Regions from separate parts of the Mus musculus genome. Here region 2 is linked to region 1. A link is a loop called in an ENCODE intact Hi-C map of the cell type or tissue named here. Cell type or tissue: heart. All regions are shown on one strand. Links, peaks and the distances in the headings refer to the core of each region. The heading gives the core; the rest is flanking DNA. Region 1 holds the start of Prelid3b (PRELI domain containing 3B). Region 2 holds the start of Nelfcd (negative elongation factor complex member C/D, Th1l).

Evidence for each region. Peaks named below come from ENCODE experiments on the same cell type or tissue, not always from the same donor. Only the 100,000 strongest peaks of a DNase experiment are listed, where the experiment ranks them.
Region 2: it touches region 1 in a loop (2.8-fold over the local background); 3 of 42 quality-filtered maps call a loop at or near these places.

Annotation. Positions count from the first base shown.
Region 1 is chr2:174,469,897-174,475,267 of GRCm38, reverse strand. Prelid3b (PRELI domain containing 3B) reads left to right here and starts at 2,327. Exons shown (of 6, transcript NM_025531.2): 1 at 2,327-2,436. The coding sequence starts at 2,405. It overlaps Gm38546 (a long non-coding RNA gene), which reads right to left and starts at 2,257. Exons shown (of 2, transcript XR_867090.2): 1 at 1,679-2,257; 2 at 1,159-1,454. In heart, for the core only: a CTCF peak has its summit at 2,193; a DNase peak (open chromatin) is centred at 2,177; H3K4me3 peaks cover 2,126 bases; H3K27ac peaks cover 1,738 bases.
Region 2 is chr2:174,412,804-174,418,174 of GRCm38, reverse strand. It overlaps Nelfcd (negative elongation factor complex member C/D, Th1l), which reads right to left and starts at 2,371. Exons shown (of 15, transcript NM_020580.3): 1 at 2,219-2,371. The coding sequence starts at 2,305. In heart, for the core only: no CTCF peak of the experiment used is centred there; a DNase peak (open chromatin) is centred at 2,334; H3K4me3 peaks cover 1,496 bases; H3K27ac peaks cover 919 bases.

The DNA of each region.
Region 1 (5,371 bases), core at 57-5,056:
CCATGGATGGTTGAAGAATTATGGAAAACAAACCTACAGATAAAGGTGGATTATTGTATACCACACTGATCCAAAAAATTTAAGTAACTTTAAGATAAATTTAAATTTTATCAGATGAAATAATGATGCAAAGTATGACAAGTGGAGGGCGATTGAGCGAAGCTTCGAAATCAACGGATCAGAGGCCCAGTCAGAGTCAGAGCCAGAAGCAGGGCTTGTCATTGAGGCCCATTCACACCAGCTCCTCCTCACAGTCCATGGTCTCCCCGACATAGAGCCTTCTCTTTGGGTATCTTGTGGTTTTCTCTTGACTTGTCGTTTGTCCCCCACCAGTTGTGAAGTTCCTGGCAGGCGGGAGTCACAGGTGCCATCCCTGGGGCAGACTCAGGAGATCCAGTCACCGTATTCCAAATCAAGTCAATGTCCTAATGACTTCTCTCTCAATAAAAGGAACCATTACTAACATGACTCTTAAGGGTCTAAACACCTTGTTTTGCATCCTCAGTGAGCCTCTTAGTGTGTCCCTAGGAGGCAGTGATAGAAGGAAGACCTTGTTTTCCAAACCCCAAAGAGTTATTAGCATTTTTTAGTACAGGGAGACACAGAAAAGACCATCGGACCCCAGACATCCACCCACCTAACGATCCATCCCCATCACTCCAGATGAAGGAAGCAAAATCAGTAGACTGGTACAGTCATGTTTTGGAGAGCAATGGAAAAGAAGTAAGTTTTCTGGTATGACTTTGACAAAGAAAAAATCTTGAACTGGGGGCAAAGAAAGAAAAGAGAAAAGAGGAAGAGGAGGAGGAGGAGGAGGAGGAGGCAGAGGAGGCTGGCCAGCTAGCTGGTGAACAGCTTCATGAAGCTCTAGGGCAGCAGGGACTGACTGTTCTGTAGTGACTGCACTAGAGCCAGTAATACACAGCACTAACTTCACATCTTAACAAAGGCTGGGGCCCTCTCAGCAGCCCTTAAAACATTATCTCCCCAAGAAATCACTCAAAGTACTGAATATATATATATATAATCCCCCAGGTAAAACAAATTACACTTAGCAGCTACCAACCATATTATTTCCTTCCTGTCTAATATAATTTTTCTATCTTTTAAAATATAAACTGCTTTGGCTATTTTAAAAAAAAAAATGATCCACCCTCCTAAATTAACCTGGCTTTATTTGTTTTTAACAATTGAACAAACTAGGGACAAAGGGTAATTCTAAGTAGCTCTTTAAGTACCGAGATGCAAAGATTTTCCTCCAACTGTCATTTCAAAAGGCAAATTGTTCTGTCGGGAGGCACAGGATGCGGGGAACAGGGTGCGCAGAGGTGGGAAGCTACACCTGAAACCCAAGCCAAGCAGTTCGTCCATCTTACCCGGCACATCTCTGAATAGAACCACATGCCATCCGCTCCTGCCCCCTCACTTCTTAGTCATTCTCTCACGAATGTCATCTGTAATTATTAGGTACAGGGAGGAAATCACTGAACAAGCCTAGCAAGAGCCTCACCCTCACGTGCCTACAGACTAGAAGTCAAGCAGATAAACTAAATGGCCTAATTAATTCATTCCTCAAATAACTATTTCATTTTCAATAACCTTTAAACCCCTGCTATCCAGAGGTGCTGAGTGCCATGATGGAGACAGGCCAGGGCTGGCTTTCTGGGGGATGACTTACAATGGGAGCTAACAGATAAACAAGATGACTCCAGAGTGGTAATTGCTGAGGAATATGTAACAGGAAGTTGTGGAGGCACAGGAGGGCGTGGGCATCACTGAGAAATGGTGATGGAGATGACCTATGACCGTAGAGCAATTGGTCCAGCCCTGTCTGGGTGGCCTGTTCCACCAAGGGTAACCAACCCTGGGCTGGCAAGGGCACGGGTGCTGATTGAAACCACCCCTGTCCCGCCACCCCACTGCTTAGATTGAAGAGGTGGGACTAACTCTCTAAGACCACACCACAAAACCGTACTCTGGCAAACGCCGCCAGGCTCAGCCACATCCAATGAGAACTTTAGACACATATCAGCAACCCGCCAAACCAGCCAAAAAGTCCCGCCGCCAAGGCCCGCGCATGCGTAGTGCGGCGCCGGCCGGCCGCCTCACTTTTCGGCTCTGCGCCGGCGCACTGAGCCTTCACGAAGGAGGGACTTGATTGCGCCGAGCATGGGGGGCGGGGCTTGGTTGCTCTGAGCCAAGAAGACTGGGCAGGACTGCGCCGCGGGGCGGAGCCAAACCCGGCTTGGCTAGGCCGCGGGATGGCACTTCCGGGCGTCCTAGCGCCTGGCTCGACGGCGCCTGCGCGCTGCGAGGCCGGCCGGCCGGGACGGGGCGGGGCCGGCGAACTTCTGTGCCTCACTGTCCCCGGACACTGAGGGACACCGGGCAGGCAGCTGGCACCATGAAGATCTGGACTTCGGAGCACGTCTTTGAGTGAGTGTGGGTGCGGCGCCCGCCTCCGGCGCCCTCGGGGAACTTCCTGGCGTCGGGTGTAGCGAGACAAGCGGAGCTCGGGACTCGGGGGGATCGCCAAGGTCACGACCCCGACCCGAGCTAGGGCTCCCTGTCCCCAGGCCTGGGAATTCCTCCCACACCGTCGCCACTGACGGAAGACAAGAGCGGGCCGTCGAGCCTGATCCGGAAGTGACTCCAGGGGTCACAGAGCACGAGGCCCGAGGGCTTCACAGGGTTTTGGGGTGTCCTGAGCGCCGACGTATCCAGGGTATCCTGGAGTTTCCTGACTGATACCTGACAGACTCACCGGGACCTGACTGAACCCCGACGGCTTGTGGTGGCTGGAGTGCCCTGACTGATACCTGACAGACTCACGGTGTCGTGGCTGAACCCCAGTGATGGCATGATGGCCTGAGTGACCTGGGTTGTTCTGACTGAAATCCCCCATGTTATAGCGCCCCTCACCCCCACGGACATCTAGAAAGCTGGCCACCCACGTGGAGTGTCTTCCTGTTGGTCTCAGCTCATGCTACCATGATGCCAAACATTGATGACAGTCAATCTGGAGAGCAGATCTCTTGATTTCTTGATCAAGATCTCTTGATCTAGAGACCAGGGCCTGCTCTTGCAGATAATTTGTCACCTCTGTTTCCTATTCCTCTCAGCCATGACAGCTGACTGATAGCCAGTGTCTGCTATCACATCCAGTCACAGCTTTATGGTTCTCTGAACTTATAGTGGGAAACAGGATCAGAGTCAGTGGGGTGTTGGGAATTATACCACCCAGGTTCATGGTGCCACACACAAGAACAACAGAGCTTTCTACCTAAATAACTGGTTTACGCCTTGTTCCAGCCCTCCTTTCTGACTGATTTATTGTGCTCTATTCTACAATGTCATCTTGTCATAGTTATTGTTGACTTACATCCGAAACCACTTCCAGATGATCTGAGCTCCTTCACTCACTTGGCCAATGTTGCCACACTGTTTTAATAGTATAGCTTTATGGTGCCTTTTAATCTACAAATGCCAATCCTGATTACTGAGGGTAATTGTAAAAGAAGTTTTACATAGTAGATCATATCTGAGTACCTGCTGTGTCCCAGAAAGGACAAACTACTAGAACTAGAAGGGACTCTCAACGTTTGTACCACTTCTGGGACTGAGGGGCTGTGGTCCTTAGGATGCTGTCTGTTTCAGAACAAGGGGTTCTGGACCCCAGTCCTCTTCTACATCTGAATGCTTTGCTTCAGAGCTGTTGGCCCAAAGTGTCATCCTTAGAACTTAGAACTTGTTCCTCCCTTACGGTTCTCTACATCTATACTCTTTCCTCGGCTTGCCTCCCCCCTCACCCCCCCTACCCCAACCCTTGGATCCATCCCTTCCCTTTCCTAACGGCATGTGTTCAATGAAAGTCGGTCGTTGGTGATCCTAGTCTATTTTTGCCACAGACCTCTGGAGTAGATGAAAGCTGAAGGACCTGTCTTCTAGAAGATAGATACACAACTGCTCCCTGGGAGGAGCCCAGCAGTGCCTTGTATCCAGACCGGTTGGGCCACCCAAAGTCCCAGCCTACATGCACTTTGGCACCAGGATCTGTATGTCAGCCAGGATGGTGCTGCATGCCTGTAACCCTAACAGTTTGGGAGCCTGAGACAGGAGAATTCCCATGAATATCAGGCTAGCCTGAACATCCGGGTACACAGTGTGTGCTGGGCAGCCAGGACAGCATAGCAAGGCCACATCTCAAAACAGTAACAGAGACAGAAGCGCACTGAACTTCCCACTTCGCCTCCTGAATTGCAGTCTTGATGTCTTGCTTCCTTTTTCAGGGTTCCATCTTGAGAACATTGCTCTCTCAAGCAGGACTCTAGGTCATTCCTCATCCAACCTAGCTTGGATTTTTTTGGGCACTGTCTTCTTGAGAAGCCCTGATTAACCAGTCACTACCAAAGCTGCTTGGTATGTTTTTAGTCTCACTCCACCGATTTCCATACTGTCTGTGTCCTTGCTTTCTGAAGATGGATTTCAAACTCTACATATTGTATAAGTGAGCCTTAATTTGTTTTTAATCTCAAGCCCTATTCCACAGTCAACAAAGGTCTGTAAGTAGAAGCTTCATAAATCTAAACAGTCCCCAAATGGCAGTGATATAGGCCAAGGCCTCTTCTTGTCACTATGGCAACTATCTAAAATGAAAATCAGAGGAGGCCCTTCTTGGTCCCTCATCCAATCAGGAAGCATGGTTAGCTACCGACCATGCACTTATCTCCTCCCCCATTCTGAAAATTAATAAACATCCTGGGGCCACCGTGCCTTATTGTGGTTTTTCCATATCTCTTCTCTTCAGGCCAATAGGGAAACATCACTGTTGACCTAGCTCAAGCTTCACCAAGGGCAGATACATGATAGCTCGTGTCCCCGCAGTTAGGTTTATCTGCATTAACATAGCATCACTATGTGAAGAAGACCCTGGCCACAGCTGACTGGCCTGTCCAATCTCACTCCTGTAATGGGAACACTGGTAACTGACAGAAGTGGAAGCAGTTATCTTGGACAGGGCAGTGCCTAGGACAAACTGTACAATCAGTTGATGGGGGGGGGGGGGGGTCTCAAAACTTACTGCACACCTGAGCACCAATCATGTGTCGTGCCTCCGAAGTCCCCGAAAAATCCAAGCTGGGTTGGATGAAGAATCACAGTTTGCTCCCGGAGGCAGGTGATCATGCTAAAGGAGGTCATCAGGGCCTCCACCTTTCCTATTGCGCGGCCTTTGCAGAGCAGAAGCCAGACATGGAAAAAACAGCGGGGAATGACCAAGGGAGCTCATGTTATTTACCATATTGATAAGGAAGATGCTAATTGTGAATTGGTGGTGGGACCTTCCTAGTTCTTATCACGGGTCCTGAACTTC
Region 2 (5,371 bases), core at 266-5,265, 57 kb after region 1:
ACTCATCTAAGTGTCTATAAGTCAATTGCTTTGAGCTCCCACCATCCGGACTCAACAGCACTGTAGGCTCTCTACCTCGTCCTGTCCCCAAACCAGGGAAGATGGACCCAGCTCAAGTCTCCATCCTCCAGCCCTCTGGACTTTCGCCCCTTCAAGTACAGTCAGAGAATAGAGATGAAGCAAGTGGGCAAAGCGCAGGGGTGTGCAGTGTTTTCACACTGTCACATTCCCACCTACAGGCGTGCTGAACCACAGTCAGGACACCTAAGTCACAGGTGTGACACCCCACTAGCTCATCCCTCTCATTGGAGAGAACACATTAGGGTCAACAGGTCAAACCAGCGTCACTAAGACTGAAATTCAGTGCCAGGTATAGTGGCGCACACCTTTAATCCCAGCACTTGGGAGGCAGAGGCAGGCAGATTTCTGAGTTCGAAGCCAGCCTTGTCTACAAAGTGAGTTCCAGGACAGCCAGGGCTACACAGAGAAACCCTGTCTCGAAAAACCAAAAACAAAAAAAAAAAGGACTGAAATTCAGTGGACTCTAGGCCAGGGCCTGGCACGCCTAACCCTCAACAGACACAGAACATGGACGACAACCACCAAGCTAATCCACAGAGTACTTTCTTGTGTCTGTGTGGTCTCCTGAGATGTTCCTGTGTGTACATTGTCTGTGTGTAGATGTTAGAGATCAAGGTTGGGTGTCTTCTCCAGTCACTCTCCACACCCCTTTTTGAAGGTCTCTCGGTAACACGGACGGTTCAGCTGGCTGGCCAGGGGGCTCCAGGGATCCCCCGGTGCTGGATTACAGACAAGAGCTTTTTATGTGGATGATAGTTTCTGAACTCAGGACCTAGTGCTCCTGTGGCAAGCACAGTACTCGCTAAGCCATCCCCGACTCTTACTGAATCTGAACCACCTCAGTTACTGAGCCACTTAAGTGACACAAAGGACATCACTCTGAGTCTTCTTTCCTTCCTTATGCCCTGGGCAGGTGGCTGAGTCTTTCTGCCTTATTTTACTTATGAATAACACTCAATTCAAACTCTAGAACAGTGGTTCTCAGCCTTCCTAATGCTGCAACCCTTCAACACAGTTCCTCATGCTGTGGTGAACTCCACCTGTAAAATTACTTTTGTTGTTACTTCATAACTGTCATCTGCTACTGTTAGGAATCACAATGTGAATATGCAAGATATCTGATATGACCCCCACAGGGTCACAGCCCACAGGTTGAGAACTGCTGCTCTAGCGCCTAGCCTGCGATACCACACAAAAGCACTTAGCCCAACATCCAAATTAGCTAAATCCAACTCTATATATCCACCTCCGAGTTCCCAAGTGATGTAGTATGCTCTAGCATACAAACAGATGCCCAGGGTCTTATGTCCTACTGGTCAGCAGCTAGCTCTATAGGACCCCTGGAAGCTGCAACTGATGACTGACAGCTCCTGGTCCAGCAACCAACCAACCAACCACGGAGGGCTTCCCTCACTCGGTTCCAGAAACCCCTCACCTTTCCTCCATCACCCTCACTGCACCACTGACCACTCCACTGGTATACCTCACTGCATCCCATATTCATTCAAAGCTCATCTCACTTCCTGTAGAAAAGCCAAATTCCAGGGCCCCTACTCACTGTCCAGAAGGATATGGGAGGCTTAAGTCAGTCATACAGCTGGGTGGACTTCTGATTTCCTAACCCTGGTGTTTGGGGGGACACTGAACGATACCCGTTCCCCATCTCTCACCCAAATCTTGGACAGTCGGGGCTACGAGATCTTTCCTGTCCTGTACTCTAAGGATGAATGAAATCACCCAAAAGTGGAAAAAAAAGTTTGGTCTGTCCAGCACCGGAGAGTGTTTTCCCAACCCCAGAATGCTGCTGGAGTTTGGAGTTAGTTTGTTCACTGTATCACTGTGGTCCACTTCTCCCTTAGAGTCTGTCCTGCCCCCTCGGGCACCATGGCTTCTGCTTCGCAGAGATCAGCCCCAGGTGTCACTGGGAATCGGAATGCATGGGAAACTGAGGTCCCTAACGGGGCAGGACCGGCCCGAAGCCCTGAGTGCAGTTCCTGGACCCGCTTTGCTAGGGTCCGGGGTCGGAGGTCAGGGAGTCAAGGGTCACGGGTCCCCGTACCCGGGTCTGGCCGGAGCAGGAGCCGCGAGGACAGGACACAAACCCGGCTTCCTGGCGGAACGCCTACGGCCCTCTCACCTGGCCGCCGTCTGCCTCTTCGCCCCACTCTGAGGCATTCCCGAAGTAGTCTTCTCCCATAATTGTACCCGGCGCCGGACCCGCCATATCTGCCGCGTCTCCTCACTGCGCGTGCGCCGGACACAACAAATGGAAGAGCGCGTGCGCGGTTCTGGGCCTCAGGCAAGGCTAGAGAGGCGGAGTTGGAAAGGGGCGTGGTTACAGAGGAGGCGTGGCCTAGTCTTTGGCCTGCTGGGCGGGGAAACACCTTGTAGGATCTCTCATGAGCAAGATGGCTTGAGTCACAGCTTTATGTCTGCCCAGAACACTTCCAAGTTACCTTTTCTCCTTTTTAAGACAGGGTCTCGCCGGGCGCGGTGGCGCACGCCTTTAATCCCAGCACTCGGGAGGCAGAGGCAGGCGAATTTCTGAGTTCGAGGCCAGCCTGGTCTACAAAGTGAGTTCCAGGACAGCCAGAGCTATACAGAGAAACCCTGTCTCAAAAAAAAAAAAAAAAAAAAAAAAGACAGGGTCTCACTCGGAAGTGCAAGCATGCTTCCAGTTGCTATAAAAACCTCGAACCTTCAGTGAGCTTAAGCTTTGCCTGGACAGTGCAGCTGCCAACCGAGCAGGTATCACAGAAATGTTCGGATTTCTTTTACTATGGGCAAAAAGTACTCGGTGCATTGCAGAGCGAGATATAAAACATATTTCCAGTGGAGGAGGCCCTACAGCCTACAAAAGCCATGACTGGGCTCTGGAAAAGTGGACCCACTGAACACCTAGACTGAAGATACCTGGAGAGGCCTCCTGGCAGGTGGCCCCAAATCATCGATCGGGGAGGTTAACACCATGGGCTCTGGATGCAGACAGTGAGGAGAGGCTAGAGAAAAGAGCCAGCCATGTAGTACAGTCCTCAGGCACTGTCTGCAGAGCTGTTGGAATGCTATTTTACTTCTTCCTTCCTTCCATCATTTGACAAGTGTTTGTTGAATAACTCCTAAGTGCCTGGATCATTGATAACACCTGGAGTACAGTGACGTACTCAGGGACGAGATCCTTGCCACTTTGCCACCCATGATCCGAGGGAGCTAGCCTGCAAACAAAGGGGAGAAATGATAATACTGGATAACCAAAGTAAATAGTCTGTAATGATAGAAGAGACTTTCCCAAGATGCTCAGGGTGGCTCTTTCCATTCCAAATAACCTGGTGAAGAAAGTCCCCCACCAGAGCTTGTGGCACCCTGCATTGTAGTTGATGCCAGAGCCACCCAAGGTGACAACCACTTGCAAGGCTTTAGTCCGATGGCACATTGAAGCACTAGACACAGAGTTAGCAGGTAGTCAGCAGGAATTAGTTATTATAAAAGTTCATCTGGATTTTTGTTTAAGGAAAGTGATGGAACAGATATATCTGGAATGTCTAGCTATTTGCTACACCCAAAGAGGACTTATGGAGAGGAGGGAGGAAACCAGAGTTGCAGGGAGTGAGGAGGAAGGTGGAAAGGCAAGGAATGGTCTGGTAAGAGGCTACTTAGACTTCCAGTCTGTACACTCACAGATAGCCCAGCAGGAGGTAGGTTTCTGCCTGGGGACAAAGATGTGTTCAGGCTGAGGCCATTGGAGGCAACCCTGAAAGGCTTCTTTGCAGATGGTGGAAGGACCACTTTCCATCTCTCTGCTTGGTGGGTCTAGATCCAGCTCACATGATGAAGGAGCTTTAAGTTCAGGAGTGCCCTGCTATGGATTTGTTTCAGGCTCATTTTTATTTGTTTTCTGAAAATGTTGGGAATAATGAATGTCTGTTAAATTCCAACTATGGCTCTTAGATACTGTCTGAGTGGAAAGCAGGCAGATTCATTTATGAATAATTAATTGCACGTACAGAAGCAGGGATTGTCTAACTCACCTCTCCCTTAACCAATAAATGGCTAATTATGACAGTGGTTAACAAGCCTAGCAGCATTGCATCCAGCCTATGTCACTGTTGCTAGAATAACTGATCGCTAGCCTCCTGAGATACTACTGTTCTCTGGAAAGACTCATCCAGCCTGATTTCCTTAGCTTTCATTACCTGAAATTAATCCTCTAGTTATTTGTTCCCTTGGTTAAGAGGTCTATGGGAGGGCTGGAGAGATGACTCAGCAGGTAAGAGCTCTGACTGCTCTTCTGAAGGTCCTGAGTTCAAATCCCAGCAACCATATGGTGGCTCACAACCGCCCGTAATGAGATCTGACACCTTCTTCTGGCCTGTCTGAAGACAGCTACAGTATACTCACATACAATGAATAAATCTTTAAAATAAAAAAAAAGAGGTCTATGAGAGCTAGAAGTTGTGGTCTCATGTGATCCATTAAAGAAATATTCAGTGAGTGCCTCCCAGGTAGCATGGGCTAAGACCTGAGCTGGGCACACAGCCTGTCAATCACTAGGAAAGAGAAGAGAGAAAGGGGAATCTGTCACAGATAGGAAGGAAGGCAGAAGCCTAAAGCAGGGGTCATTCGGAAGTTTTCCAGGGAAATGTTGAGACTTAAGGTCCTGAAGCTGAAGGGTGAGGAGAGAAGAGAGACGCATGTTGACAGTGGGGTCACTGAGGGGCCTCAGCAGGGAAGCACTTGCCCCCAGCCTGGGGACACGTCAAAACATAAAGTCGGGGTGGGGAGAGCCGGGAGAGGGTGTCTGCAGCACCAGCCTCCCTGGACTTCCTCACAAGCTGTTCCTGCTGTCCATCGCCTTGGTTTGTCGCTCTTGGGCCCTGAGACTTGGACATGGACCTCTCTCCTACTTCCTCCTGCTAGGAAATCTCACCCACCCCTTATCTTCCAGACCACTATATGCTGTGAACCCTCATTTGCATTGTCAGCTTCCATGTCTTCTCAAAGTGTCTGGTCTTGAGTATTTAACCAGCAAACTGACTGTTAGCTTCACTGTTAGAGATCCGAAGGGCACTGCAGCATCTCCAGGAGAACCCCCAAGCTTAGTCCTTGCCCTTTCAGGTGGTCACCTCCATAGTCACCCACATCAGACACCTGCAAGTCACTTCTCACTTGTGTTCCCTTCCACTCCTGTGAAGCTTGTCACATCTTTCCATAGGTCTCCATCTTCGCTGCCAACACCTGAGTTCAGATTCATACCAACTCTCACCTGAGTGACTACCGAAGCTCAAACTGGTCT